2 separate regions of the Homo sapiens genome follow, and region 1 is linked to region 2. A link is an interaction called in ENCODE POLR2A ChIA-PET data of the cell type or tissue named here. Cell type or tissue: IMR-90. All regions are shown on one strand. Each heading gives the region's core, and the rest is flanking DNA. Links, peaks and the distances in the headings are about the cores only. Region 1 holds the start of HYKK (hydroxylysine kinase). Region 2 has its middle 15 kb from the start of IREB2.

Region 1 (2,912 bases), core at 328-2,827, 84 kb after region 2:
TTCCCTCATCCCAAGAGAAGTAGAGAAAGACCAGTAGAGCTGGAATAATGACAGGTGGAAATAACTCAGAAGCCACTCAAGGCAAAAAGCATGCAGAGGGGCCTAAGGGAGCCAATAGGATTCCAATTCTGGTTACAGAAAAATCCAAGTCAAAATCACTCTTTGACAATCTAAAGGAATGAGATATTAATTATGTTCCCCTGGGGTTGTGAAAAACAGCCCTGCCTTTTGGAGATTAGAAGTGAAGCAGGTAAGAACCATATCTAAAGCAGGAGAAGAAGCTTCCCTCAGTAGGTGGTTGATAGGGGTCTGGGAATCATCCAAGTTAATCAGGGTGACTATAGATAATCCGAGTGTGTTATATCCTGACAGAAAACAAAGGGTGGATGTGCATTGGCAAAAACAAAATAAGAAACCAATTTGCAGGCATGAGTGGACCAGTACCCAGGACTCTCTTCCAGTAGCCTACAGTAGATAGAGGGCTCTGACTTATCGGAGAAGTCCTGCTTGGCTGGAGAAGGGCATCAAGCTGTTTATCAGCGCCTCATGCCCTTAACAGTTAAGACCATCCAACTAACCTGGCTGTTACTCCATGAATCTCGTGCAGCTTTCTGAAAATCATGGGGTCTCTGCGGACTTTCCTGCAGAAAGAGAGCCCACTGATTCCACTACCTAGATAAAGGCGTGGTGGTGGGCCCCTGTAATCCCAACTACTCGGTGTAAGAATTAAAGAAAGAGGAAAGAAACACGAAAAGTGGCTTGGTGGTCATAAGAGGTTTATTTTAGAGAAAACCTGAGAGGGGCGTCTGGCCAAGTTAGGTCAGAGGCACACTCTCTTACAGACTAAGTAAGTTTTTAAGGATTCGGAGTGGGAGAGTTTATCAGAGGCTTGGACTGCTTCTGTGTCTCTTTGTTGTGCTTATCTCGGAGGGAGAGTTGTGTGTCTGTTCCCATACATCTTTCTGCAGCTGCAGACATACCCCCTGAGTCTAATTTTTGTATTTTTAGTAGAGAGGGGTTTCACCATGTTGGCCAGGCTGGTCTCGAACTCCTGACCTCAGGTGATCCTCCCGCCTCGGTCTCCCAAATTTCTGGGATTACAGGCGTGAGCCATCTGCGCCCTGCCTAAACTGTTCGGGTTCTAACATTCCAGCATCCTCCTGCGGAACGCAGCCAGGCCTTACTCAGGCCTTCCAATCAGGACCCTTACAGTTCCTGGGGCTGGGATTGCGAGTCTCTCTGGGGCCACGCTTTCTAAGCGTATCACTTCCAGGATACGTGCCTCCAACAGAAGGAATGAAGGCTAGGAAACAAAAACGTGGATGCGGGTGAGGAGCTGTCAGTGTTACCGCCACGACAACGTGGACCCTGCGAAACTCGGAGGTGCCACTCAAGAGCCGAAAGCCTGCCCACTCGGGGTGGGGCGGCAACCCGGAGAGCCAATCAGGAATAAGGAGTCCGGTTCATGAAAAGGTAGCCGGATTCTGACTGGGATACTCACTGTGAGAAGGCTGGGCGGAGTTGCAGAAAGTCAACAGAAGCCGAATCTCTGAATTTCTGTTCGCAGCCTCCTAGGCGGGGCCGGGAAAAAAATCCAGTAGTCTGCGCTGACTGGGCGGCGAGGGACCGGGAGGAGCCAATCAGAAGTCAGGACTCGCGGGGCTTGGAGGAGGGGCGCGGGCGCTGCGGCCCCTGCTCTACCTCCTAGCGCCGGTGCGCGGCCGAGGCCGCACTACCTGTCTGCGGGAAAGCGGGATCCACCCCAGGACGTCGGGTCGCTGCCGGTGAGCCAAGGAGGGGGAAGCAGAGACGAGCCCTGCGTCCCCGCTGCGGGAGTCGGGGTCGCCCCCGAGGGCAGGGAGGCTCGCTGCAAGTGTGGAGCCGGGAGTCCTATGCCTCAGGCTCCTCCAGCCCGCGCTATCCTCAGCTCGCTGCGTGCGTGATGGGCAAGTCACCCTTCTTCCCGGACCTCACCTGTAACCTAGGAGGGCTGAGCTGGGCCCCCAGAATGAAAGCGTGGCACCCGAGAAGCTGTCGAGGCCAGCCCTCCCGGGTCTGTGTGGGGTCGCTGGCCGAGGGCTGTGCCGGCGCCTGGCCGGTGTCTACTGGGAGCAGTCTCTGAGCTCCGCTGAACCTCACTTACTCATGCGCCCTCCTCCTCTCTTTTCCTGCCTCTTGGTTCAGCAGCCCCTCTGCAGCCCGCTCACCCACCACTTTTTCCCCTTCACCCACCAGGAAGACCCTTAAAAGCACCTAGTAATGCACTGTTGTCTTTGAAAAACTGCAGATGCTAGATTCCCCACCTTTCTGTTTCATGATCCCCTTGGGGTTGAACTGCCCCGTGAGTCTGTGGAATGAAGGTCACCCTTGGTTCACCATTTAATATTAAATAAGGGACTAGCCTAGGGGCTGAGAATACAGAGATTGACTGGGTATAATCCCTTGGAAGGACGCAGCAAAAGGGAATGTAGGAGAAGAAAGGTAGAGTTGGAAGACATGCTAAGGTAGAATTTACTAGACTTTGTTACACGTTGGGAGTGAGGGACAGGAAAGAATCAAGAATGACTCCTGTTTCTTGTCTGGTATACTTTGCACAAAGTACAGAGCTTAAGTTCCAGCCCCCTCCCGGCTGCAGGACAAAGGTGGTGAGATTCTGACGCAGATCTTGGAGTTGGAAATCACACTTGCTTCCTGCGGGCTTTTTCAGGAGCTAAATACTGTTGGCCGGATATATAGACCAACAGCCTATAGTACCTGAATTCCTCCTCTCCCTTTCAATGAAGTAGGAAAAAAAGTTAATAATTTTTAAAAATGTGTGAGTGGGCAACATAGCGAGACACTGTCTCTAAAAAAATAAAAATAATAAAATCAAAAAGACAGCCATGATGGCTTGCACCTGTAATCCCAGCACT
Region 2 (2,912 bases), core at 196-2,695:
ATATGTTGGGTGTTCAGGAAGACCTCACCGAGCTGGGCAAATTGGAGCAGAGACCCAGTGAAAGTGAAGGAGCAATCTATGTGGCTATCTAGGAGAAGGCACCTGAAAATGCAGAGGCCTAAAGAAGAGATTGTGCTTGGTGTTAAAGGAACAGCAAAGAGCAAGGAATGAGACTAATGCAGAGTGAGCAAAGGATGTAGGAGATGAGGCCAAAGAGGAGGAGTCAGATCAGGACCCTGGAGGCCATCGTGAGGACTTTGAATTTTACACTGACTAAGATGGGAGCCAGTGTGGAGTTCTGAGCAAAGAATGACATGAGCTGGCTTCCACTTTAACAGCATCCTCTGGCTGTTGTGCTGAGACTAGTTAGGAGGCTGCTGTCATCATCCAGAGCAGAGATGATAGTGGCCTGAACCAGGATGGATTGTGTGTGTGTGTGTGTGTGTGTGTGTGTGTGTGTATATATGTGTGTGTGTGTGTGTGTGTGTGTGCTTTTTAGAGATAGGGTCTTGCTCTGTCACCCAGGCTGAAGTGCAGTGGTACAGTCATAACACATTACAGCCTTCAACTCCCGGGCTCAAGTGATCCTCCCACCTCAGCCTCCCAAATAGCAAGGAAAGGACTACAGGTATGTACAACCACACCTGGCTAATTTCTTTATTTTTTGTAGAGACGGGATCTCACTCTGTTGACCAGGCTGATCTCCAACTCCCGGCCTCAAGCGATCCTCCTGCCTCAGCCTCCTAAGTGCTGGAATTACAAGTGTGAGCTACCATGCCCAGTCCAGGATAATATTTCTTTATCAGTGGGGGAGGAGTGGAAGTTTGTAGGAGACAGGCCCAGGGCACCTGAAAAAGTCAGATTTTAGTCTTACAGGCTTTAGATGAATGGCCTCCAAAGCAGATGCTCACCCTCAAGCCTGACCCTTCTGGTCCAGTCTCAGCTCTGAAGGCCACTCTAAAAGAAGAGTGATTGCAATGTTTTGAGTAGGGACAGCTTCATTTGGAATAGACATCTAGTCTAGTAGAATAACTGCTTTGAGGCTGGGTATGGTGGCTTGCCCCTGAAATCCCAGCACTCTGTGAGGCTGAGGTGGGAGGTTTGCTTGAGCCCAGGATTTGAGACAAGCCTGGGCAACAAAATTAGCCAGGCATGGTGGCGTACACCTGGCGTGTAGTCCTTGCTACTTGGGAGGCTGACGTGGGAGGATCGCTTGAGCATGGGAAGTCGAGACTGCACTAAGCTATCGCACCACTGCACTCCAGCCTGGGCGACAGAGCAAGACCCTTTGGCTTTGATTGAAAGGGCCATTTGGGTGTTTTAAATGTTAAAAAAAAAATCCGTTTTTATTGCCATGCTACAGGATACAGTGTGAACTTCAATCCCTTATTGTTCCCTCAGTGTTTTATTAACTACGGATGTCAAGGTCAGACGCTGCTTATTGTCTCTCTTTACATCACTGGAAGGGACAATGCCTACTGCTGCCCCCTGGAGGCCACTAGGCCTAACAGCAGCTCAAGCTGTAACTTCTGAACTTCACCTATTTTCTGGGCACAAACCATTTGGTTCAGCCTGCAGAAGAGCGTGGAAGACATATGGGACTGGGGCCCACAATCTGGTTTCCCATTCTTGCTCTGCCATTATTTCACTGGATAACTCACTGTGGGAATTTAAGCAAGTCCCATGCTCATATATAAAGCTATTAAACTAGATGGTTTCTTATCTTCCCTTCTTGTGCTGACATTTAATTTTATTATTTTATTCACATTTATTACAGGTGTGAACCACCACGCTTGGCCATGTGACATTTTAAAGTGTTTATGAAATCTGTAAATTAAGTGGGACATGGCTTCCACATCATCCCAAATTCCCTTTATATTCCTGTACCCTTTTTTCTCTCTCTCCCCAAACATCCCTCCCAGCACCTAGACACTGTCCTCTGGCCATCTGGGAAACCACAGTGCAAGGCCCCTCCTGGGCCCATCTTCCCCTTAGCAGGGGCCCTAAACGTTAGACATTTTTTCTTCTTTTGCTCTTATCAAAAACGACTTTTCCTAGTTCCACCAACTAATGAGTGAGTGCTAATGAGGGATTATATTTTTCCACGTCTCAGTTTTCTTCTCTGTACAACAGGGCTAATAATATTTATCTTCAAGGTTATTATGAGGATTACAAATAGTTTATGCAAACAGCCTAAACTGTTGAATACACTGTCTGAGGTATTCAATAAATGGCAGACTGCTTTTATTTTATTCTATTATTTATTTATTTAAGACAGGGTCTCATTCTGTCACCCAGGCTGGAATGCAGTGGTATGATCATGGCTCACTGCAGCCCAGACCTCCCTGGGCACAGGTGATTCCCCCATCTCAGCCTCCCAACTAGCTAGGACCATAGGTGTGCACCACCACACCAGGCTAATATTTCTATTTTTTGTAGAGTTTCAGCATGGGGTTTCCCCATGTTGACCAGGCTGGTCTCGAATTCCTGTGCTCAAGCGATCTGCCCTCCTTGGCTTCCCAGAGTGTTGGAATTACAGGAATGAGCCACTGCGCCTGCCTTGGACACTGTTTTTAAATGGACACAGCTCAAAAAAAAATCATTTTCTCTTAATGTTTCTTAGAAACCTTTTTTAATTCCCTCCAAGTGGGGTTAAATGTTCTTCATCTGTGCTTAAAAGTCTATGGGAATGATTCACTGAGTGCTAGATACATGTCCATACCCGAATAGACCACTATGGTAGGCAGAATAATTCCCCCACCTCTCCAAAGATGTCCATGCCCTAGTCCCTGGAACCTGTGAATAGGTGATGTTACATGGCAAAGGGGGAAATGAAGGCTTAGGATGGAATTATGTTTGCTAATCAGCTGACTTTGAGATTGGGAGATTATCCTTCAGTATCCAATGTCCCC

The links. Peaks named below come from ENCODE experiments on the same cell type or tissue, not always from the same donor. Only the 100,000 strongest peaks of a DNase experiment are listed, where the experiment ranks them.
Region 1: POLR2A ChIA-PET joins it to region 2 with 8 read pairs; 12 of 35 experiments call an interaction of 5 or more read pairs at or near these places.

The regions. Positions count from the first base shown.
Region 1 is chr15:78,505,888-78,508,799 of GRCh38, forward strand. It overlaps HYKK (hydroxylysine kinase), which reads left to right and starts at 1,690. Exons shown (of 5, transcript NM_001013619.4): 1 at 1,690-1,784. In IMR-90, for the core only: no CTCF peak of the experiment used is centred there; a DNase peak (open chromatin) is centred at 1,514; H3K4me3 peaks cover 1,389 bases.
Region 2 is chr15:78,421,546-78,424,457 of GRCh38, forward strand. No RefSeq gene overlaps it. Among named protein-coding and RNA genes, the nearest start is that of IREB2, 15 kb to the right of the region's middle. In IMR-90, for the core only: a CTCF peak has its summit at 1,499 (motif pointing left); no DNase peak of the experiment used is centred there; H3K27me3 peaks cover 380 bases.